7 separate regions of the Homo sapiens genome follow, and regions 2, 3, 4, 5, 6 and 7 are each linked to region 1. Evidence: chromatin contacts called from ENCODE Hi-C or POLR2A ChIA-PET data. All regions are on one chromosome and are shown on one strand. The core of a region is the stretch at or near the end of the contact, and the rest is flanking DNA. Distances in the headings are between cores, read along the strand shown. Region 1 has its middle 84 kb from the start of MIR7706. Region 2 overlaps AKAP13 (A-kinase anchoring protein 13). Region 3 overlaps AKAP13 (A-kinase anchoring protein 13). Region 4 overlaps AKAP13 (A-kinase anchoring protein 13). Region 5 has its middle 26 kb from the start of PDE8A. Region 6 overlaps AKAP13 (A-kinase anchoring protein 13). Region 7 overlaps AKAP13 (A-kinase anchoring protein 13).

Region 1 (3,401 bases), core at 177-2,676:
ATTGTTTCTGTTGCTCTCCCCCACCCCACTCCATGCCAACATTCTGCATCTCTGTGCTGAACATCAGGGAGCCACCGGCCTTGTCAGCCTTCACATTAGGCCTGCCCTCTCCCTGCTGCAGATCAGCAGCCTGTCTCGGCCTGTTGGAACTCTCCCTTAGTGTGTTGGAGACGTTGAGACATTGTGACAAAAGTATGGAACCAGGAGTCAAGGAAGCTTCAGTCCTGGCTCGGGCTACTTATTTTTTGTTCAAAGTTAGCTTTTCATTTAAATGTCTGTGTTTCTGTTTCCTTGTTTAAAAAATGTTATAATATATGGCTATCGTAAAGTTGTTGCAAAAACTCAAAGGAGAATACAGACATTTAAGATAGTCTGCATGGGCCGGCATGACGGCTCACGCCTGAAATCTCAGCACTTTGGGAGGCTGAGGTGGGAGGATTTCTCGAACCCAGGAGGAGGCTAGGCTACACTGAGCCATGTTCATGCCACTGCACCCCAGCCTGGAGCCTGGGTGACAAGGCAAGACTTTATCTCAAAAAAAAAAAAAGACTTTTTTTTTTTTAAGTTCTGGGATACATGTGCAGAACCTGCATGTTTGTTACATAAGTATCCATGTGCGGCCGGGCGCGGTGGCTCACGCCTGTAATCCCAGCACTTTGGGAGGCCGAGGCGGGTGGATCACGAGGTCAGGAGATCGAGACCATCCTGGCTAACACGGTGAAACCTCGTCTCTACTAAAAATACAAAAAGAAATTAGCCGGGCGTGGTGGCGGGCACCTGTAGTCCCAGCTACTCGGAAGGCTGAGGCAGGAGAATGGCGTGAACCCGGGAGGCGGAGCTTGCAGTGAGCCGAGTTTGCGCCACTGCACTCCAGAGCCTGGGAGACAGAGCGAGACTCTGTATCAGAAAAAAAAAAAAAAAAAAAAAAAGTATCCTTGTGCTATGGTGGTTTGCTGCACCTATCAACCTGTCATCTTGGTTTTAATTCCCGTATACATTAGGTATTTGTCCTAATGCTCTCCCTCCTCTTGCCCCCTACCCCCCAACAGGCCCGTGTGTGATGTTTTCCTCCCTGTGTCCATGTGTTCTCATTGTTCAACTCCCGCTTATGAGTGAGAACACACAGTGTCTGGTTTTCTGTTCCTGTCTTAGTTTGCTGAGGATGATGGTTTCCAGCTTCATCCACGTCCCTGCAAAGGACATGAACTCATTCTTATAAAAAAGACATTTAGTCTTTGGGAAATAAATACTGAAGATTAGCTTCAAATGGACAGTGGTTTGGATGTGATTCTTGCATCTCTGACTAAATCGTAAACTTATCCAAGTCATTGTCCACTGTGGCTCCCACAAAGCTTTCAGGCCTGTCTTCCTTGGTGATCTTGCTTTGATGTGCTATGAAAGACTGTCCCAGCAGATGGCAGAAGAGAACTGAGTCAGGAAAAACCAGCCTGGGTATTTCAGTGTGCACTGTGCACTGGGTAAAGCTTCTGCACCTTAATGTCCCTGCCGCGGTAGCGCTACACGTCGACTTCACAATCGCTGCTGAACTTCCCTAATAAAGGTGGGTCAGCAAAGGCGTGAGGGTTACCACTCTATCCAAACACCATGTCACTGAGACTCACTTAGGAAGAACATTCATTTCCTGAGTACTTCCGTAGTACTGGAAACGGGGATGAATACAAAATAGTCCCTGTCCCCACAGAATTCATAGTCCAGCTGAGATCAAATAAGGACAGAACAATTTGCATTTTGCCGGGCTGTCCTCTAATGACAATAATTTCCTGAATGTTTTCAGGTTGCCTGTTTTAGCCATATGTTCTTCTCTGGCCGCTTCTCTCCAGCCCCAGCCTCAAGTCCAACTCATGATCTCTGGCCTAGGATACAGCAACAACCTCCTAAGGGAGCTGCCTCTGCTCTTATCCACCTCCAGTTTATTCTCACCGCATAGACAAGATAATGTTTTAAAAATGCAAATGCGATTACACTGTATACCACCTACTCAAAAGATCTAATGGCTTTGTATTGACCTCATAATAATACCCCTGCCCTTAATCTTACTTAAAAGGCTTTTTGTGATCCGATCCCTGTTTTTCTTCTCCTAACTTATCTCACCCTCTCCTCCTGCAATCAACTCAAGAGGCTGACTTTCAGTTTCCCAAATGATTTTTATCCCCTACCAGATTTGCCCAAATTGCTTTTCTCTCTACCTAGAATGCCTTAAAACTAAAACTCACTCCCTCCCATCTACCCATCCTCCTTAACTTGGCTAACTAGTATTTATTCTTCTGCTCTCAGGTTAGATATCCTTTCTTTTGGGAAACTATCCCTGACAGTATAAGGCTGGGCTGAATAATCCTCCTGAGTACTCCAGAGCACCCTCTGCTTCCATTCCCCTCGCATTTACCGTATTTCTTCGTAATGAGTTTGCGTATCTTCCCCTGTCTACTGTAAATTCCTGGCACATGAGGACTTCCTCTCGCACAACAATGTATCCCCATTTCTTGACACAGTTCTTGGTACAGAGCCGCACTCGATCAAAACTTATCAAGTAAATGAATAAATCAATCATAAAACACAATTGATACCATCCAAGAAGTCATAAAATTCTTGGGGCACAAGGTCTTAGGAGAGTAGATCTTTCTGTGTGTATCAGCCATATCCCTTTTTTTTTTTTTTTTTTTGAGATGGATTCTCTCTCTGTCACCCAGGCTGGACTGCAGTGGCACTATCTCGGCTCACTGCATCCTCCACCTCCCGGGTTCAAGCGATTCTCCTGCCTCAACCTCCTGAGTAGCTGGGACTACAGCCACCCCCCACCACACCCAGCTAATTTTTCAATTTTTAGTAGAGATGGGGTTTCGCCATGTTGGCCAGGTTGGTCTTGAACTCCTGACCTCATGATCTGCCCACCTTGGCCTTCCAATGTGCTGGGATTACAGGTGTGAGCCACCATGCCTGGCCAGCCATATCCCTTTTCATCAAGATGTTGTCAACCATACGCTCTCAAATCAAGTTGTGACCAGGTGCGGTGGCTCACGCCTGTAACCTCAGCACTTTGGAAGGCCAAGGCAGGAGGATTGCTTGGGCTCAGGAGTTCAAGACCAGCCTGGGCAGCATAGGGAGATCCCATCTCTACAAAAATCATTTAAAAATACTAGCTGGGCGTGATAGCATGCACCTGTGGTCCCAGCTACTCAGGCGGCTGAGGGGGGAGAATCATCTGACCCCAGGAGGTCAAGGCTACAGTGAGCCATGATTGCACCACTGCCCTCCAACCTGAATGACAGAGCAAGACCCTGTCTCAAAATAACCAAACAGAACAAAGACAAGTCGTTGTTGTTTTATGCAAACAGGCTTTGAACTTGGAGCAAGTCACCTAGTCAATCTTCTTATCCACAGCA
Region 2 (3,051 bases), core at 75-2,574, 270 kb after region 1:
TGGTGGCTCACACCTGTAATCCCAGCAGTTTGGGAGGCCGAGGCGTGCGGATCACCTGAGGTCAGGAGTTTGAGACCAGTCTGGCCAACATGGCGAAACCCCGTCTCTACTAAAAATACAAAAATTAGCTGGGCGTGGTGGCAAGCGCCTGTAATCCCAGCTACTTGGGAGGCTGAGGTGGGAGAATCGCTTGTACCTGGAAGGTGGTGGTTGCAGTGAGCTGAGATCGTGCCACTGCACTCCATCCTGGGTGACAGAGTGAGAATCTGCCTCAAAAAAAAAAATATATATATATATATATATATATATATATATCTCTGTCCTTATATCTTAATCCTTGAGCCTCTGTAAGAAAACTGCTGTTATCCCACTTTCCTTTTCTTTCTTTTCTTTTCTTTTCTTTTTTTTTTTTTTTTTTTTTGAGACTGAATTTCCCTCTTGTTGCCCACGCTGGAGTGCAATGGCGCGACCTCGGCTCACTCCAACCTCTGCCTCCTGGGTTCAAGCGATTCTCCTGCCTCAGCCTCCTGAGTAGCTGGGATTACAGGCATGCGCCACCACGCCCAGCAGGTTTTTTTTGTTTTTTTTTTTTTTGTATTTTTAGTAGAGATAGGGTTTCACCATATTGGCCAGGCTGGTCTCAAACTCCTGACCTCAGGTGATCCACCTGCTTCGGTCTCCCAAGGTGCTGGGATTACACGTGTGAGCCACTGCACCTGGCCCCCACTTTTCTTTAAACAGATAAAAAACTCTGGCTCATAGAAGCGAAATAATTTGTCTTAGATCAGACCATGGTATAAATGGGATTCTACTCAGACTTTAGCACCTGTACTTTTCCCATACCACACTATGATTTAGCCTCTAGGGAAGTCTCAGTTGAACATAATTAGATGAATTTGTAGTGAATTGGTATTTTTTTCCTCGTAGGAAAAGGTAGGTTGGTGTCAATTTTGTGAACAATATGGTGAGCAATGTGGGCATGCCATTTTCCAGCCTGTCGGAATCAATATTGTCCTTCATTTGAGTAGAATGTGCTTGTTTTTTTTTTTTTTTTTTTTTTTTTAAAGACGGAGAATGAGAATTTGGGCTAGGCAGTTTGTCCAACATTTTGTCAGTCTCTTCAACGCTCACTATTCTGTTGATCAATGTAGCAGATGGTGGACTTTGGAACTTTTTATCAGAGAATGTGTGTTGAGAAATGTTCTACTTGGAAGGAACATTCCTTTGACTCATAAAAAAATTTTTCTCTTAAAGACCTCTTTGCTCCTTGTTGCATTCAAATTACCCTGAATACTTCCTGCTGTGGGCACCGCATGAACTGTTCCTACAAAAGCCAGCCCTTTCCACTTAAAGTAGTGCAGCATTATATAAGGGGGAGAGCACAGGCTTTGGGAGCAGCCCAACCTGGATTCAAATCTATTACTTGTTAGCAATGTGCTAAGTAAGAGGGTGCTAATATTTATTGACTGCCTACTGTGTGCCAGGCATTATTAAATAATTTATTTACTATCCTCATTAATTTCCACAACAACTTTCTTTGCTTTTTCACAGCAACCTTTTAAAAGGACTGTTACATTTTTTATAGGTCAAGATGCATGCTCAAAGAGGTTAAGTATCTAGCTCAAGTTCTCACTTCTTGTAAGTGGTAAAGTTTGATTTTGAACTGAGGTTTATCAAACTGCTAATGTATGTGGTATACCTTGAACAAATATGTTAATATTTCTGTTCTCAATTTCCTCATCTCTGAAACCGGAATACTACCACTTTGAAGGACTGATAAGAGGATTAAATTAGTGTACTTAAAATTTTCTGTCAGTATCTGTTTAAGTAGATACTCAAATAATACTAGTTTCTTCCCTACCTTTAGTAAGTAATAATAACAGAAGAATGAAGCAATTTTCACCTCTGCCTTTATTAAAATGTTTTACATTTAACTTTGTATTTTGAAAAATTTTGAACTCAGAAAAGATGCAAGAAACGTGCAATGAACTCCTATATATCCTTCATCCAAATTCTCCGATTCTTAACATTGGTTACATTTGCTTTATCTGTGTGTGTATACATATACATATATAGAATTTTACTGAAGTCTTTGAGAGTAAGTTGCAGAATCATGACCTTCTGTTCCTAAATATTTCAGCATATATTTCCTAAGAACAAGGACAGTCAATACAGTAACAGTGCATTTATCAAAATTAGTAATTTATCATTAATACAATAATCTAATATATAGTAGTTTATATTCTACTTTTCACCATCTGCTTAATAGTGTTCTTTTAAGTATTTTTCCTCCTGATCTGGATCACACACTGGATTTAGTTGTCATGTTTAGTCTCCTTTGCCACCTGTGCCTTTTGAGCCATTACTGCCACTACATTGGGTTGTATTAGAATTACTTCCTTAGATTATCTGTCTCTTCAGAGAGTGATGATCTCAAACCATCTTAAACGTTGTGAGTAAAAGAGAAGAATATTTGTACTCTTCTGCCCTGGAGTGAAATCCCAACAAATACTTGAGTAACTGTGTATGTCAAGAGATTGTGCTGAGTGGTGGAGATCAGCAGGTCAGGAGATACACGGTCCTGGTTCTCAATGGGGCTTCCAGATGAGTAAGATTGTTATAGTGCAGTTCAGCAAGTCTTGCTGAGCTCACAAGAGAGACTGCTCCTGGAAGTGTGCTGGAAACTAGATACAATTCAGGGCTCCCAAAGGATGTTTAAAAACAATATTAATTACCTCATGACAGGAAGATTGAAAATTTCAAGGTAATCATATTGTCAGCTTTTCATATCTTAAAGTCTGTTTTGAAATCGGGTTGAATGTGAAAATCTAAGAGACTTTAACACTGTCTGATGTAGTAGTAATGAAACAATGCCTGTACTGCATCATTGCCACAATTGGTGGTAAAGTACCATTTCGTTTATTCAGGGTGATAGTTTCCTCATTGGAATTAAAAAAAAAAATCAGAAGGCAGTAGAAATCTCTATGGACCTTCCTGCAGTATTTATATTCGTTCATCTACAGATCTTTCTTTCACTTGTTTTTTGTCTGG
Region 3 (3,200 bases), core at 479-2,978, 350 kb after region 1:
GTCACTTTTGTTTACAAAGTTAATAGCCTGGGCAACATGCCAAAACCCCATCTTTACAAAAAATAAACTGGACTTGGTGGCGTGTGCCTGCATTCTCAGCTACTTGGGAGGCTAAGGTGTGAGGATTGCTTGAGCCCAGGAGGTGGAGGTTGAAGTGAGCTGAGATCATGTCACCGTAGTACAGCCTGAGCAACAGAACGAGAACTTGTCTCAAAATAAACAACACAAAACAGAAAAGCAAAGTTAATAAGAGAGAATACCTTGCTTATTTCAAGCTACTAAGTTTTTAGGCTTCCTCAATGTACAAAGGTAGTATTTCTGTCACAGACCCCTCCCTCTAGCTTGCCAGGGTCCCTGTTCTAGTTATTGAACCGAAAACATTCTAAATGATAAATTTTTCCACTTTGGCATATTATGCCCCCAATTTAAGAGCTATTTATGGTAAGAAAAGTTAAATTATATTTCTGTTATTACTCAGTAGAACCTATAAGTTTAAAACAAACCCCATCACATAGTTGCTAGTAAAAGACTTTGGATTTTGAAGACAAAAGAAAAAAAATGCCCTCACTACCATGAGGAAAGCATTACCATTCAGGTATCTAAATAGAAGTAGAATATGCTTCTAAATCATCCTTTTATCTTTCTGTACCTAATATAAACGTGGCAGATGCATGATTGTCCTGTAGGAGCTATTTCAACCTAGAATTGGAGTAGCAGAGCTACTAATTTGACTGTGTCCTTTTATAGCTTCTTAATTTTGAAAAAAAGAAATAAGGAGGGAAGGAAGAGAAAAGAGTGAGAGAGAGATTTAAAAGACTGGTTGCTGGGGTGAAAAGGAAGTGGTTCTTTTTGTTTTTTGGTTTTTTTGTTTTTTTTTTTTCAATATTGGTGAATAAATTCTCTTTTTCAGAATGTGAGAACTTCCTGGATGTTGGACTGGGCAGAGAGTGTACCTCAAAACAAGGTGTACTTAAAAGAGAATCTGGGAGTGATTCTGACCTCTTTCACTCACCCAGTGATGACATGGACAGCATCATCTTCCCAAAGGTACTGTGTGGACCTTCCTTTCATTTTTGTCACACGGCTTTTGTGTTCCTATTTGGGCTTCCCAAACTCTTTTCCAACTTTTTCCCCCTCTTGTGCTCTCCTGTTTCCCTAAATATGTAACTCCTGCTAGTAAGTTGTGATCCAGCTAGCCTTGTAGGGCCTCACTCACTCTGAGAGGCATGTAAATGTTCTTTGGAGAAGGAAGCGCCAGATTACCAGGGTTTAGAAAAAGGCACTGGGCTGGGCATGGTGGCTCACGCCTGTAATCCCAACACTTTGGGAGGCTGAGGTGGGCGGACCCCTTGAGGTCAGGAGTTCGAGACCAGCCTGGCCAACATGGTGAAACCCCATCTCTACTAAAAATATAAAAATTAGCTGGACGTGCTCACTTGAACCCAGGAGGTGGAGGTTGCAGTGAGTCAAGTTCGCGCCACTAAACTCTAGCCTGGGTGGCAGAGCGAGACTCTGTCTCCAAAAACAAAAAAAAGGGAAAGAAAAAAGCATTGGCCAAAGTTATTTAATGTGAAATTGTGGCCAGTTAAATACAGATTTTGAAGCTCACTTGGGAGTCAGAAGAAATGGAAGTTCCTTTAGAATTAATTAAGTCAGATGACAGTGAACACTTCTCAGTGGGCAGCAAGGACCGCAGCTCAGACTATATGATGTCATATTTATAAACCAGCTGTAGAGTCATTTCTGGTTAATGTGTTTAGGCCTGAAGCTTCCTGCTGAGTGTGGTCATATCACTCATCCTCATCTAGCCTGCCTAATTGGAACTTTCTAGATCTCTGCAATAGAGCCCTTCCACATGAATCAGCTCACATTTGCATATAATTGGAGGCTGCCTAAGGGAGGTGGGGAATGGGGGTAGTTTGCTTTCTTTTGCTTATATTTGTTTCTAGTGGCAGCAAGTTCTGTTTTGCTCACCTGAGAAGAATAGAGGGCTTTCCCCACAGCAGAGATGGCAAATGCTACTCAATTATATGCCACAAGTGGTTTTCTTAATGGTAAGGAGGTGAAGAGGCGGAAACACTGTTGCATCTACCAACACGGTTCCTTCTAGTTTTATAATGAGCTCGGAGAAGTGGTGAGAGCAGTTGTGTTAGTGGGTGATTAGGTTGTCCAAGATGGTGAATGATGCTGTGTAGAAGTTACAAGAATAGGCCGGGTGTGGTGGCTCATGCATGTAATCCCAGCACTTTGGGAGGCCAAGGCGGGTAGATCACTTGAGGTCAGGAGTTCGAGACCAGCCTGGAAATGGTGAAAACCCGTCTCTACTAAAAATACAAAAAAATTAGCTGGGCATGGTGGCGCGTGCCTGTAACCTCAGCTACTCTGGAGGCTGAAGCAGGAGAATTGCTTGAACCCAGGAGGTGAAGGCTGAAGTGAGCTGAGATCACACCACTGCACTGCAGCCTGGGCAACAGGAGTGAAACTCCATCTCAAAAGTAAAAATAAAATAAAATAGAAGTTACAAGAAAAGAGACCTAAAGATTTGGGAATCAGGAGCATATCAGTGCCTCTGTGAATGTACCCTGTGTGCCTTCCTTTCATTTTTGGCCTTCCCTGACTTTTTTTTTTTTGAACTCATTGTCTTCCCAAGGTCTTTGGAAAGACTTATTTAATATGATGCAAACTTAAGGATTTCTATCATTGTCACTCATAGTGACTTGACAAAAAATTCTATGAAGTAAAAACTCCACATTTAGGACCGGGCGCAATGGCTCACGCCTGTAATCCCAGTACTTTGGGAGGCTGAGGCGGGCTGATCATGAGGTCAGGAGATCGAGACCATCCTGGCTAACACGGTGAAACCCCATCTCTACTAAAAATAGTGGTGGCGGGCACCTGTAGTCCCAGCTACTCGGGAGGCTGAGGCAGGAGAATGGCGTGAACCCGGGAGGCGGAGCTTGCAGTGAGCCGAGATTGTGCCACTGCACTCCAGCCTGGGCGACAGAGCGAGACTCCATCTCAAAAAAACAAAAAACAAAACAAAAAAAACTCCACATTTAGAAGATCTGCCTTTCTCTTTACTTAGGAAAAGAGAAATCAATAGTTTTATGTTATTTTATTTTTTTTTTAATAATATCAGAATTTAGGTAATTTCCACTGCGACTTTCGAGGTTTTAATTGTAAGGAATTCTGTTCCCCGC
Region 4 (3,255 bases), core at 497-2,996, 390 kb after region 1:
GTAACATAAAAATTAATGAATATTAAATTTTCTTAACATAGTGATGCTAACTCTAATCTTGTTCTTAACTATTGAATAATGTTACTTCTCCATAATGTTAACAAATTGAAAGTGCTACTATGGATATTGACACTGATTTTTCTGTGAAAATGATAAATTTTCAGTTTTTAAAAATTATTTTTTAAATAGATGCTGTGAGAGACCGTCTGATCCAATTGTTTTATTAATCTACCATACAATAAAACTAGACCTACATCTTTTAAAGGAAAAATTTAAGCATCTACCGAATATAATATTAAAATGCCACCTGTAACTCTTAGAGAAGTGTCTAAGGATTATTTGAAAATGTCTGCTTTCCTTTTGCATGATATATATATCTTTATGAAAATAGGTTATAGTGATTAACCTAGATATATTCCATTCAGTTGTATAATTGTGATGATAAACAGTTCTTAAACATGTCCAAAGAAGCCAAAAGCCAGTAGGCAGTAAACTGTTCACATTCCTAGGAGGGTAACATATTTTGTCTGGATCACTGGGTTTTGTATATAAACTTAAGAAATTGAGTCCTTGATCCTATGTCCTTTTGAGAATTATCACCGACTGGCATAAGTGATTAGATTAGATAAATATATTGAATGTGTTTGTGGAAGATGAGAGGGGATGCTAAACAGGAAGTATAGCAGGAAGACTGGCAGTTTCTGCTTTTGTCTTAGTATCTTTGAGAGATAGTGCTGTTTCCTGCTAAGTAATTTTGCGTGTTACAGAGTATTTAAACACTCATATGCATGGTGTTCGAGTTCACAAAGGGAGTGTGGAATGACCCTCTTCAAACCATCCTATCACACTGGTTTTCTTTTTTCTAAACCACAGTTACTTTTGCACCAACCTAATACTAAGCTTTCCTCTTTGTAGACAAACAAGAGGTGGTTAGAAATGTTTTAGACAAATCTATTTGATTTGAAGTAGGTATTTTTGAGTGCACAGGTTAAATTCCTGCACAGCTGCAAGTATACTACATGACTTTGTAACAGGACATTCAGTTACAGCTCCTAGGTCCTGTGGTCTGTATAAAAAAGAGCTGTACCCATAGGCCTTTCAGAAGTGCCTCCTAGAGTAGTGTTTACAAAGACTTAATTTTAAATGTAATTCTCATTCCTTCTTTGATTAAAGATCTGTAACATGACAGTTGTTTGATCATATCATGTTTTCACAGTTGTCCAGAGTGTTCTTTTTATTGTAATTACATGTATAAAGGGGTATTTTTGGAAAAGTGAAGAATCACCTTTGATAGTGTCCTAGTGCAGTTGTTACCTGCATCTATCCCTGTTAAATACCGTTAGCCTGTTTCTCCAGCACACAGCTAAAGCATTTTGCCAGTTGTTAAACATGGAAAAGTCAAACTTCAGAAAATAACTAGTCACCACTTTACACCAGGCAACTTCACTGAAAAGTTTTCTTATGAAACTCACTGCATTTTACAAAATGAGGAGTCTATTTTAAAATAGGTAAGATGTGTTCCTTAACTTCCCGTGTAAAAACTTGGCCTCAAACCTTGCTAGAGTTCTTATATTGCTGCTTAAGCACTGTCCACACACACTGTTTTTGGGGGGAGTGAGGTCTCGTTTCATTTCCTGTATCCTTTGTAACAAGGGTTGTTGGCTTTAGCAGCAGCATTCAAACAGTTAAGACTGTCTTAAGGAAACAAGCAGCCTCAGCCCTCCCTCCTTCCCTTTCTCAGCCAGTCTCTGGCTTCCTCTTACGATTTCACTAATGGCAGCTCAAAGCTGCTGAGCTCTGCCCTGACGGCATGCGCCCCCGCTTCTGTGAGAGCACGCTTCCTGGCATGGGGGTCGAATCATGTCGATAAAATGGGCTCGGTTTCATGAAGTACCCCACATAACAGTGAGATTCATAGGACCAAAGCATGGGGAGGTAAGAGCCTGACTTCTTTAAAGCACTAAATTCTAGTAAACACAGAAAGAGCCAGTGGAGTTGGTTGTTTTGTTTTGTTTCCATCCTGGGAAGAACTAATTTGGATTGTTGCAAAGGGAAGCTATTTCTTATTTATTCAGGTTTGAAGAGCATTGCAAGGCTTGAGAGGATAAGCTGGTTGCCATAAAAAGATTTTTTAAACGATTGAAGTATAATTTAACTTTCCTGAGCAAAAAAATCAGATGCTTTTCCATTTAACATTTTATGCATGGAAAAACCTTTAGCAAAATTTAGTTAAAAGAAAGAAATTATTTGAAAAAACCCAAATTTAGTTGTTGATTATTACTAAAGTTTTATGTACTTTAGTGATTACCAATTTTCACTCAGAACAGCTTCCTGTTTTGTAAAGTGAAGGAGTTTTTCTCCCTTCCTCTCTCATTATTTTTTATAGTTCAAAAGTGTAGTAATTTGGCTCTTAGATGTTCATTATATGTATTTGATTAACAAAAGACTTCACATGAATCATAGATCTAGCAATTATTTACCATTTCATTACAGTGGTTGGGTTCTGAACAGAAAGTCAGAAGACCTGGGTTCCCATTTTGACTGTGCTGATCATCTGTTGTGTGACCTTTTGCAAGTCAACCAACCTCTCCAGTCCCTGGCAGCATAGTGCAGTGTATGAGAGCTGAGCTTTACAGTCAGCCAGATCTGAATCTTAATTTCAGCTTGAGCAGTTATTGGCGTGTGGCCTCAAATGCATTATTAAACATCTCTAAGCTTCAATCTCTTCAGATGTAAAATGGAGATAATACCTAGTATTATCATTGGGTTGTTGTGAGAAAATACATGTAAATTGCTTACTACAGTGCTTAGCACGTAGTAACTGTTCAGATTTTTAGCTGTTATTTATTATCTTTATCCTCTACGTTGTAAAATGGGAAGCATAATGCTCACCCTGCCCACTTCAGAGTTATTGAGTCAGACGAAATGATGTATGTAGAAGACATTGATTCAAAATGTTAAGGCATTTAGTAGTTGTCATGATCACTGACTTGGGACACCCATTTTCCTGGAATTTTTTTAGGACATAACAATGGTATTGACAATAGGTAAAACCTCTTACCTTGTGAATGGTAGGTCTTTGTAGTCCAGTTGGTTTGAAAGGAAATTATTTCATTGATACTGATAAGCCAGCCAAGTACTCTGCCAAACAGTGCTTCTAAAGGACCTTTTATGGAGAGCATGGTTATATCCCCATGGTCCTGGCCTCCTAAGGATGGTGTCCACCTGAAATGTCCCTGACTGCTTTAGATATTT
Region 5 (3,245 bases), core at 324-2,823, 340 kb before region 1:
CATGACTCTAGGGCTCTGCCTACCGCTGAGTTCCTGCTTTTGTTGTGTTTGTGTCTTCCTGCACTGTGACCTCCTTCTACTGAATTGGATTTCTCCATAAGACTGGACCATGGCCATCAGAAAATCATGGGTTCATATATTAGCTTGTTTTCCTGATAGCTAGTTGTGGCAAAGAAAGCAAACCTCCAAGAATGTGATTGATCTGTCAGGGACGTGTGCCCTCCTCCAGACCCATTGTTGAGGCCTAGAAAATGGGATAGGGTGATCAGTGTGGCCTGGCTCTTCTGCCCACCCCTGAAGCAATCACTGTGACCAGGGAGGTAGAAGCTGGCAGCTCCTATTTGAACAGAAAGGGAAGGAGGAGCAGTTTCCCACGAGATCGGGGGTGTTGTTTCCTGATGAAAGCAACCATTCTTTCCATTTATCTATAAAGATTTCAAATGATAGCATATCTTCAAAAATCTGAGATAATAGAAATAATGGAAATGTAGCGCTTGAAATAATTTAGGGAAAAAGGGACTAACGTTTTCTGAATGCTTATTGTGAGACAAGTTATTTGCATATGCTGTCCGTGTAATCCTTAAAAACAAACAAACTATGTGAGGTAGATATTATTATCCCCATTTTACCAACAAGGCAACTGAGACGTGGAGAAGTGAAGTGGTTTGCTCAAGGGCACACAGTTCAGCGGCTGAGCCAGGTTTTGAACCCAGTTCTGTTTGGTTTTAATGCCAGATACTTAACCATTGTAGCACGTTGGCTTCCTCATTGATCTGCCTAGTAAACAGGTATATGATATGTGTAAAATACTTTACATTATTTTTATTTTAATTAATAATACTGAGTCATTGTGGTATTTTTATGACATGGCTGCAAATTTTCTAACACTCCTCCCATGAAGCAGTCAGATCTATGTCCTCTCCCTGTTAATCTGGGCAGGCTTGTGACTGCTTTGAGAAAGACGGCATGGTAGGAATGATGCCATGTGACTTCTGAGGCTGGGTCATGAAAGCCCAGGCAGTTTTGGTCTTGTTCGCTGGGACACTCACTCTTAGCACTCTGACCCACCACAAAGAAAGAGTTCTCCCTGCTCTGTGGCTGCCACGCTGTGAGGAACCCAAGTCATCTGGAGGAGTAACATGTAGGCACCAGGTCAACTGTCCCAGCTGAGCCCAGCCTGCAAGTCATCATAGCCCAAGTGCCAGACACGAGCGAAAAAGCCTCTGGGTGGTTCCAGCCCACAGCCATTCGAATCTTCCCCACTGAGGCCTCAGACATCATGGAACTGAGACAAGCCATCCCCTTTGGTGCCCATCTAAATTCCTGAGACAGTGAATCCGAGAGCATAATGGATGGTAGTGGTTTTATGCAACGGGTTTGGGATGTTTATTCCATAGCAACAGATAACTGGAAGAGCCTCAGAACAGCAATCAAAGATGTCTGACCGTGAAGCATCTGGAATACAAGAAGATGAAACTGAGGAACGCTTTGCATCAGTAAAGTAGCAAAGTCATGATTTTTCCCAATACAGAAGCTCTTGGAACACTCGCGCTGCAGTCTCCCTTCTTCCACCAGGTGGGGTGGATGCATTGGTGGCTGCCTCCACAGCAGTTCCTCACGGAGCAGTGGAAGACTGGGTTTCTTTGGTTCAGCGGGACTGTGGCTGACCCCACCCCAGCTGGGATCCCTGGCTGCGAGGCTGCAGAGCACAGAGCCCCAGGAGGGCTTCGTTTTGGCTGCTGCTGGGAGCCTCTCCCTTTTGTGGGGGAGGTCGGTGCCTCTGAAGGAGGATAGAATCTGAAAACATATTCTCCTGGCAGGCTCTACCATCCCACTGCACTCCTATCAGGGTTGTGGACAGGAGGAGTCACTCTCTGTGTAATGCAGCCCCCTAGGTGCGGCTCAATTTTCCCTCCCATTGGACCTGAGGTAGGGGCATTGACCCCAGCCTTCCTGATCAAGGGATAGGATCCACAGCGAACCCCCAACTTCCTCCTTCCCTCTCCACATTTCCTTTTTCCCTTCCATTCAAATCAAAGTACAACAGATACTTGATTTTTAAAGTCAAATGGTACCATAGTTATATCAGCAACAATAACAGGAAAACATTTCGGTAATTCCCTCCCCATCCCTGACTTCTCCCCTTCAAACTCTTTCAGTCATTTCTGTTACTTACATCCATATTTCTAAGTAATGCATCCATACTGCTATTTTCTCAAATTAGTGATTTTAGATAGTGCCTTTTTACTCCCCATTACAGAAGATGAAGCATTAACTCTTTCATACCACCCCATATTCCATTTGTCCTCCCTTTCTCCTCCCAACATGGTAATATACAACTTTCAGAAAAAGCTGTATTCCATTAATGTGTTTCTGTCTGATTATGGCTATAAGACTTGTGCATTGGTGAGCCATGGAGCATATTATCATTACATTTCCTATCTTGCGCATTTTTCTCTCTCCCTTCCTTCCTTCCTTCCTTCTTTCTCTTCCTTCCTTCCTTTCTTTCTTTCTTTCTTTCTTTCCTTCTTTCTTTCTTTCTTTCTTTGTTTCTCTTTCCTTTTTCTTTCGACAGGGTCTCACTTTGTCACCCAGGCTGGAGTGCAGTGGCACAATCATGGCTCACTGCAGCCTCAACCTCCCAGGCTCAAGAGATCCTCCCACCTCAGCCTCCTGAGTAGCTGGGACTACAGGCGCACACCACCACACCTGACTAATTTTTACTTTTTTTTTTTTTTTTTTAATAGAGATAAGGTCTTCCTGTGTTGCTAAGGCTGATTTCAAACTTCTGAGCTCAAGCAATTTTCCTGCCATGGCCTCCCAAAGTGCTGGGATTACAGACGTGAGCTACTGCACCTGGCCTCTTGCACATCTTGTTCCTTCTGAACATATCACCATAATTCTTCTAATTTAAGACAGTAAGATGTGCCATTTTTTATGTACCACTAAGAAAGAACACTCCCAACTAAACTGTGACACTCCATTGTTTGTAGGATGCATCTCCATATCAGAAATGTTAAAATGTGAAAAATTTATGCATTTTCAAATCCATATACCTTGTTTTTTTGTTTTTGTTGCTTAGATTTCTTTTTAACTGTCATTATTTCTTCCCAAATTTGTTAAGAAAATTATTTTTAATTTTTAAACAACTTTATTGACATATAATGATATACTATAAAATTACCCTATAGTGTAAAATTCAATGGTTTTTAGTATATTTAGTTGTACAGCCCATCACCAGAATC
Region 6 (2,994 bases), core at 145-2,644, 370 kb after region 1:
GTCTTGAAGGTCATGGATTTCCATGTCAGCCAAATCAAAGTGACTTCTTAGTTCTCATCTTCTGGATGTCCTCATTATCACTTACCACTTTTGACAATCCCTTGGGGAGCTTTTGAGTTGAGAATTCAAATTATTTGCTTTTATATCATTGTACCTCACTGCAAGTCTTTTCTCTTCCTCTTGGGTCAGAAGACTGATTAATTTACGAAAGCATTCTGGGATGCATCTTATTTCCTCCAAATGAAACACTTACAATTTAAAAAAAAACTGTTTTTGAATAGATGACTGGAGTTTGAGGCAAGAATCTAATGATACATTTCTAATTAAACAAAAACATTGACAACCTCTTCCTTGATTTGCTGAGTAGGACTTTGTGTAGAAGTTTAAATTTTTATTGCATCCTACTATGAAGCACTAACATGACCAAATATAAACTTGACACTGAAGGATTATCTTAGTAATTATTGTAACACTTATGCTTGTGTGAGACCAGACAAATAAAGAGATTTAGGCATAATGAAAATCAGTTGAAGAGTGAATTTTGCCCCTTTTAAAAATTTTTCTACTTGTTCTGATACTTCAGAAGGAGTTAGAAAAAATAAGAATATGAAGAATATGCTTGTTGAAGCAAGTGATTTAGATTTACTCAGCCTAATGGTAACAGAGAAAGGAAGAAAAAAATAGGAACAATTCTTGGATGGCTACTGAGCACAGCTTTGCTAAGGGTAAATAAACAGTGAAAAAATCTTTAAAATAAATTGCATTTCAAATTTATAGAATCCTTTGGAAATCATTTACAAGATGAGGTAAAATACCAAAATTGTGGATTTGTAAACAGAATCATAGGCCAAGACTGACATATCCCTTCAGATTTAGCTCCAGCTCATTTAAATGACTTGCCTAAGGCCGTGTAAGTGGCTATTAGCTGAACAGTATTAAACTCAAGAGTTCCTGGCTATTAATTTCTCTGCTTTTTTCCAGGTTTTTGGAGTAGGTGAGTTTTCAAGGAGGAAATAAGAATGATTTAATTTTCTTAATATTATTTATGTGATACCTTTTCTAAGATGGATATTTCCGGGAATTTGACAGATAACCCTGCATTTTAGTAAGACGTTACTACTACTGATGTGTTTCTAAAATGGACTGTCTTTCTGAAGTGGACTTTCTGATTCAGTCTTTCTAGATAAAGTTGTTGTTTTAGTGCCTTGCTATGCTTAGCCTTCCTGGAATCTCTACTTACCCATAGTTTTTATCTTGTATGGAACCTCAGAGTAGGCATTTGAGCTGCTTGTTTCACTCTGATCTAGACGAGTTGCCTGTAGCCAACTTCCTGTTAAAAGTCTCTGCCTTTCACTGAGGTCATTTTTTAGACCTCACAGTTGTATTTGAAACATAGCAACTGTTTGCCTCAGCTGCCATGGTTACACATGAAACAAGCTCTAAATAATCAGAAGTCTGGCCTAAGTGAGTCAAGTTCATGCTAGTAACGGATTTTTCACTGCTTCCCTTTCAATATGTGAGTCATAAGGAGGCAGATTTCATTCTGTGAAGGGAAAGGATTAATGATAAAGTCAGTTAACAATTGGAATGGGCTCTTATCACCAGAAGTGTGCTAGTGGACACTAGATGACTGTCTTTCAGGGATGTTGTACCAGGAACTTCTGCAGGTGGTTGGATTACATGGTCTCAAAGCTGCTGTGAATTTACTGAGAGAGTTAAATTATCAAATTTCAGTTACCTTTACGTTCATGTAGAATCACTATCATCTTAGAAGAGGATAGGGAAGAGATTTAGGCTTCTTTCCAGATACACTGTTGTTTTGTTTGTGATCTTAAGACACTTTACTTGAATCTCAATTTCCAATTATTTAAAATCAGAGGCCAGGCCTGGTGGTTCACACCTATAATCCCAGCACTTTGGGAGGCTGAGATGGGTGGATCATTTGAGCCCAGGGATTTAAGACCAGCCTGGCCAACATGGTGAAACCCTGTCTCTACCAAAAATACAAAAAATTAGCTGGGCGTGGTGGTGCACCCCTGTAATCCCAGCTACTCAGGAGGCTGAGGCGGGAGAATCGCTTGAACCTGGGAGGCAGAGGTTGCAATGAGCCGAGATCATGCCACTGCACTCCAGCCTGGGCGACACAGTGAGACTCTGTCTCAAAAATAAAAATAGGCTGGGTGCGGTGACTCACGCCTGTAATCCCAACACTTTGGGAGGCCGAGGCAGGCGGATCACAAGGTCAGGAGTTCGAGACCTGCCTGACCAACATGGTGATACCCCATCTCTACTAAAAATACAAAATTTAGCTGCGCGTGGTGGCGCGCACCTGTAATCCCAGCTACTCAGGAGTCTGAGGCAGGAGAATTGTTGGAACCTGGAGGCAGAGGTTGCAGTAAGTAAACCAAGATTATGCCTCTGCACATCAGCTGGGTGACAGAGTGAGACTCTGTCTAAAAAAAAATAATAATAAATAAAGTAAAATCAGAATACTATTACTGATATTCTACTATATCTGTATGAAGAAATATTTAGATTTTCAAAGAACAAGTATTGTATGTAGTTTGATATTTCCAGTGAAATTATTTTTAAGTGATTATGCATCCAGCAGATATTTATTAAGTACTTACTAAGTTTGAAACATTGTTAGATGCTATGAGGGATACAGAACCACTGTAAAGAATGGATACTCTAATGATCCCCATTTTACAGATGAGAAAACTAAGCCTCAGAAAAGCTAAGTAACTTCTCTGAAACTGAGCAGCTGTTAAGTAGCAGGAGCAGACTTTAACCTAAGTCTGTCTGACCACAAGGCCTGTGCTCTCACCCGCTTCTTCACTGCCTTATTTTACTATGTGGGTCTAATTATAAGGTTTTATGCTTATCTAGAAATATGAGAGTATATGCTTACAACGTGTTCTTCACTTTTTTACTTCACAGATATGTCACAGATCTAAGCAGCAGGGATTTAATTACTGTACATCAGCCATTTCC
Region 7 (3,136 bases), core at 216-2,715, 450 kb after region 1:
CAGATGCTGTATATTCATTTGTAATTATGTATAAAGTGAAGCAGTTTTAAACTGTAAAGATTTTTTTCAGTGTGTTTTCTCGAATTTTGCCACAACATACTGGCTTCGTATTTTATTTATCTTTCTTTCTAGTTACCAGCTTCAGACCCTTGTAAAGTCTCCCTCAGCCCTTTCAAAAAATAATAAATTTCCTGTGAAGTTCTGGTTGGTGCTGTGACTTATTCCTATTCCTGATTCCTGTAGAAGGGATACTCCCCATCCACCCCCATAGCTCTTGAGGAGACGCCTTATGCACCGAGCAGCTGCTGGGGACGCATTTCACTCTCTCGGAGTGGGACCCAAACCCAGAGAGTGACTGATCAGCCCTAAAGTCAAACAAACAGTTTATGCCAAGAGCCAAAACTTCCTATTTCCAGATAAATCAATACAGTGAACAGGAACTTTGCTATAGAGCCTGCGACTTCCCTTAATGTTAGTTTCTCTCTCTTCGCTAACATTCTCCACCCCGTCCCACCCCCAAACTAGAGCAACTGCCAGAAACTAATTCAAGAAGAAAGATCCTCTCTGCTTGTAGCTCCCGGCTGATTCACTGGGTCTGATCCCGGAATGTCGGGGCTCCCCTGGAGACACACAGGGCTCCAGCTGTCACTGGCTCCACCAGCACAGCCTGTGCCTTCCATTTTTAGATTAGATTACTAGCTTCCTACTCTTCCAGGTCTGCGCTTTCTGGACCTATAGGAAGACCCTTAAGTCCAGCTGGGCCTTGGAGAACTGTGCCGCTCGCAGTAATGCAGAGAACCTGGGCAAAGCTGCCTGGAGTCCCCGCTCTGCCACTTCCCAGCTCCCCGCCCCTCCCTGACAGTCACCAAAAAGAAAGTCCTGGCCAGGCGTGGTGGCTCACGCCTATAATCCCAGCACTTTGGGAGGCCGAGGTGGTCGGGTCACTTGAGCTCAGGGGTTCAAGACCAGCCTGGCCAACATGGTGAAGCCCCGCCTCTAGTAAAAATACAAAAATTAGCTGGGCGTGGTGAAACCCCATATCTATCTACTAAAAATACAAAAATTAGCCAGGCGTGGTGGCACATACCTGTAATCCCAGCTACTCGGGAGGTTGAGGGAGGAGAATTGCTTGAACCCGGGAGGCGGAGGTTGCAGTGAGCCGAGATCGTGCCGCTGCACTCCAGCCTGGCAACAGAGCGAGACTCTGTCTCAAAAAATAAAATCCTGCCCAGCTGCCAAGTGTCTTTCCTTTCACCACGAACTTGGAAGTGCACGGGTTTCTTTGCAGAGTCTTGTAGCCCTGGTGATAGCTGCCTCCCCATAAGCCAGTAAAACACTGGTCTTTTTTCTCTCGCTCACTGCTCTTGGCTGTCACTGCTGCCCTGGCGGTCTCCTCCCCCACAGCAGCCATCCTGGCCTGGGTCCGCGGTGGCCCTCATCCACCCAGACACCCTCAGCAGGGCAAGAGGAGTGGTTCCCATGGCCTCCCTCCTCCGCTCTCCACCGCAACTGGTTCTGAGCCAGGGACAGGCTCTGTCTGGGAGGCAAGAAGAGCGAGAAGATTCCATTCTCTTCCAGAACAGCAGAGACACAAAGCGCAGAGGGCCCCAAGAACACTAGCCAGCCATTCAGTAGGGGCTTAAGTCTCTGCCCACTCCTAACGGATGCTGCTGTGCCCAGAGCCTCTGCCACAGCACAGACTTGACCGCCAAGTGGCTCCTACGAAAGTGGCCATTTTCCGTTTGAAGGTCCCTCATCCCCAGGGAAAGCCCGTGGCCTAGGGGCGGCCACCTGTGAACTAGCAGGAGATGCTGTCTGCAGCCACAGCCCTGCCGGAAAAGAAGTGGGAGTCGCTGATGCTGCAAGACAGAGACCTAAACCGAAGTGTGGGGAGGACACTAGGAGGCCCCAAAAACCAAAAAGCCAGGGAGGAGCTTGGGAGGAGAGGAGGCATGCAGCGTGCAAGCCTTGCGATTTCCTTGGAAGCAGCCACAGAAGCAGAGGGCGGGCGAGCTGAGCTGCAGATTGTTAGACCTCAGACCTGGAACTCCCTGAACTCCCTGCCTGGGGGTGACAACCCCCTCATCCAGCCTCTGCACAGCAAGAAGTGCCTCCCCAAGCCCCCCACCTCCCCGTCCCTGCCACAGTTCCTGTTCTTTGGAGTCTTCGGAGACTCCTTTGTCCTTAAAATTTGACTCTGTTTCTTCAGGGGCACAGTGGCAGATCATCCAGAGGGTCCTGGAGCAGTCCAGTTCCAGCGCCGTCCTGCCACCCCTGTGGGTGTCCCCCCGGGCCAGAGAGGAGTGACAAGTGGGAGGAAGTGGCATGTGCCCTAAATGGGGAGGATGTGGGTCCCAGAGCCCCAGCAGCCTACCCCCTCCACCCCAGTTTGGGGCCCTCCCTTGCTGCCTGCCCGCCCCTGCCCCTTCCGCCATCCCCAGCTGCCTTTGGTATCCAAGTGACAGCCTGGGCCCTTCCCACCCCCGCTAAGGCCTCCTCCTTTCATATGGTAATGGCTTGCTCTACACAGCCCTAGTCCCACAGATGTGTGGGCTACCCCTCTCTCCCCATGCCTTTGGGAAACTTTCTTCTTCCTGGGAAACAGAATCTGGACCCTGCCGAGGACAAGGACCCCGGAGGCCTCAGTGGGAGAGTTGTGGGGAGGGGGTCATAACAGGGCTTCTTGGAATGGACCAGCTGGAAGCCAGCCTGCTTTTCTCTCCCTTCCTCCCTGGTCACTGCTTCCCTTTGAGCTGTCCCTGGACTTCCCACCCCACCCCCAGCTTCAGAGATTGAGGTGGCGGTTGCCTGGACAACCTCGGTTCTTCTCTGCGGTCCAAAGGAGAGGGCTGCTGGGCAAGTAAAGCAGGGCTGCCTGCCCTGAGGAGCCTGGAAGAGGGGCACACTGGGGTCCCCTCTGTCGTGGAGGAGTATGGACAGGGGCTGAGGGGGCCACGCGGAGGCCCCAGGATGGGCACAGACTCCAGGACTGCCGCTGGTAGCCGAGTGGCCAAGCTGTTAAACCTTTGTCTCCATTTCCTTTTTCAGAAGGGTCTGCAGAGTCTGCAGGTGGCGCGCACATTCGTCATGATGCTGAAGAGATGAGCAGAGTGCTTAGTCTGGGGCCCAGCGCACT

The links. A loop is a pair of places that touch in the nucleus more often than their neighbours do. ChIA-PET counts read pairs that join two places held with the same protein, here RNA polymerase II (POLR2A). Pooled maps may share reads with other maps.
Region 2: a loop to region 1 is called in a pooled map, with 2.7 times the contacts of the local background. The contact joins two enhancer-like sites. A Hi-C loop is called at or near these places in 1 of 168 maps with a recorded cell type or tissue (CD4-positive, alpha-beta T cell), 1 of 37 single-sample maps with no recorded cell type and 5 of 50 pooled maps. POLR2A ChIA-PET finds 5 or more read pairs at or near these places in 1 of 52 experiments (Panc1).
Region 3: a pooled map shows a loop between it and region 1 (3-fold over the local background). The contact joins two enhancer-like sites. A Hi-C loop is called at or near these places in 3 of 50 pooled maps. POLR2A ChIA-PET finds 5 or more read pairs at or near these places in 3 of 52 experiments (PC-9, Panc1 and activated CD4-positive, alpha-beta T cell).
Region 4: a map of IMR-90 shows a loop between it and region 1 (10-fold over the local background). The contact joins two enhancer-like sites. A Hi-C loop is called at or near these places in 2 of 168 maps with a recorded cell type or tissue (CD4-positive, alpha-beta T cell and IMR-90), 7 of 37 single-sample maps with no recorded cell type and 10 of 50 pooled maps. POLR2A ChIA-PET finds 5 or more read pairs at or near these places in 3 of 52 experiments (B cell, activated B cell and activated CD4-positive, alpha-beta T cell).
Region 5: a map of thyroid gland shows a loop between it and region 1 (4-fold over the local background). The contact joins two enhancer-like sites. A Hi-C loop is called at or near these places in 4 of 168 maps with a recorded cell type or tissue (MCF 10A, gastrocnemius medialis, mammary epithelial cell and 1 more) and 10 of 50 pooled maps.
Region 6: a loop to region 1 is called in a map of MCF 10A, with 22 times the contacts of the local background. The contact joins two enhancer-like sites. A Hi-C loop is called at or near these places in 2 of 168 maps with a recorded cell type or tissue (Calu3 and MCF 10A), 1 of 37 single-sample maps with no recorded cell type and 5 of 50 pooled maps. POLR2A ChIA-PET finds 5 or more read pairs at or near these places in 2 of 52 experiments (activated CD4-positive, alpha-beta T cell and activated T-cell).
Region 7: a pooled map shows a loop between it and region 1 (2.7-fold over the local background). The contact joins two enhancer-like sites. A Hi-C loop is called at or near these places in 4 of 168 maps with a recorded cell type or tissue (A673, CD8-positive, alpha-beta T cell, Calu3 and 1 more), 3 of 37 single-sample maps with no recorded cell type and 10 of 50 pooled maps. POLR2A ChIA-PET finds 5 or more read pairs at or near these places in 5 of 52 experiments (OCI-LY7, SK-N-SH, activated T-cell and 2 more).

Annotation. Positions count from the first base shown.
Region 1 is chr15:85,295,330-85,298,730 of GRCh38, forward strand. No RefSeq gene overlaps it. Among named protein-coding and RNA genes, the nearest start is that of MIR7706, 84 kb to the right of the region's middle. Within about 2 kb of position 1,427, at least 3 of the 41 ENCODE cell types and tissues checked have a DNase peak (open chromatin) inside an H3K27ac peak, as active enhancers do.
Region 2 is chr15:85,562,292-85,565,342 of GRCh38, forward strand. The region is part of intron 5 of AKAP13 (A-kinase anchoring protein 13); the gene reads left to right. Among named protein-coding and RNA genes, the nearest start is that of AKAP13, 180 kb to the left of the region's middle. Within about 2 kb of position 1,325, at least 4 of the 41 ENCODE cell types and tissues checked have a DNase peak (open chromatin) inside an H3K27ac peak, as active enhancers do.
Region 3 is chr15:85,644,908-85,648,107 of GRCh38, forward strand. AKAP13 (A-kinase anchoring protein 13) reads left to right here. Exons shown (of 37, transcript NM_007200.5): 10 at 911-1,047. Among named protein-coding and RNA genes, the nearest start is that of LINC02883, 110 kb to the right of the region's middle. Within about 2 kb of position 1,729, at least 4 of the 41 ENCODE cell types and tissues checked have a DNase peak (open chromatin) inside an H3K27ac peak, as active enhancers do.
Region 4 is chr15:85,688,170-85,691,424 of GRCh38, forward strand. The region is part of intron 16 of AKAP13 (A-kinase anchoring protein 13); the gene reads left to right. Among named protein-coding and RNA genes, the nearest start is that of LINC02883, 69 kb to the right of the region's middle. Within about 2 kb of position 1,747, at least 31 of the 41 ENCODE cell types and tissues checked have a DNase peak (open chromatin) inside an H3K27ac peak, as active enhancers do.
Region 5 is chr15:84,953,943-84,957,187 of GRCh38, forward strand. It overlaps a transcript of SLC28A1 not described here. Among named protein-coding and RNA genes, the nearest start is that of PDE8A, 26 kb to the right of the region's middle. Within about 2 kb of position 1,574, at least 3 of the 41 ENCODE cell types and tissues checked have a DNase peak (open chromatin) inside an H3K27ac peak, as active enhancers do.
Region 6 is chr15:85,666,782-85,669,775 of GRCh38, forward strand. It overlaps AKAP13 (A-kinase anchoring protein 13), which reads left to right. Exons shown (of 37, transcript NM_007200.5): 14 at 2,941-2,994. Among named protein-coding and RNA genes, the nearest start is that of LINC02883, 90 kb to the right of the region's middle. RefSeq lists an enhancer at 1,307-1,476. Within about 2 kb of position 1,395, at least 22 of the 41 ENCODE cell types and tissues checked have a DNase peak (open chromatin) inside an H3K27ac peak, as active enhancers do.
Region 7 is chr15:85,749,155-85,752,290 of GRCh38, forward strand. AKAP13 (A-kinase anchoring protein 13) reads left to right here. Exons shown (of 37, transcript NM_007200.5): 37 at 1-201. Among named protein-coding and RNA genes, the nearest start is that of LINC02883, 8.0 kb to the right of the region's middle. Within about 2 kb of position 1,466, at least 23 of the 41 ENCODE cell types and tissues checked have a DNase peak (open chromatin) inside an H3K27ac peak, as active enhancers do.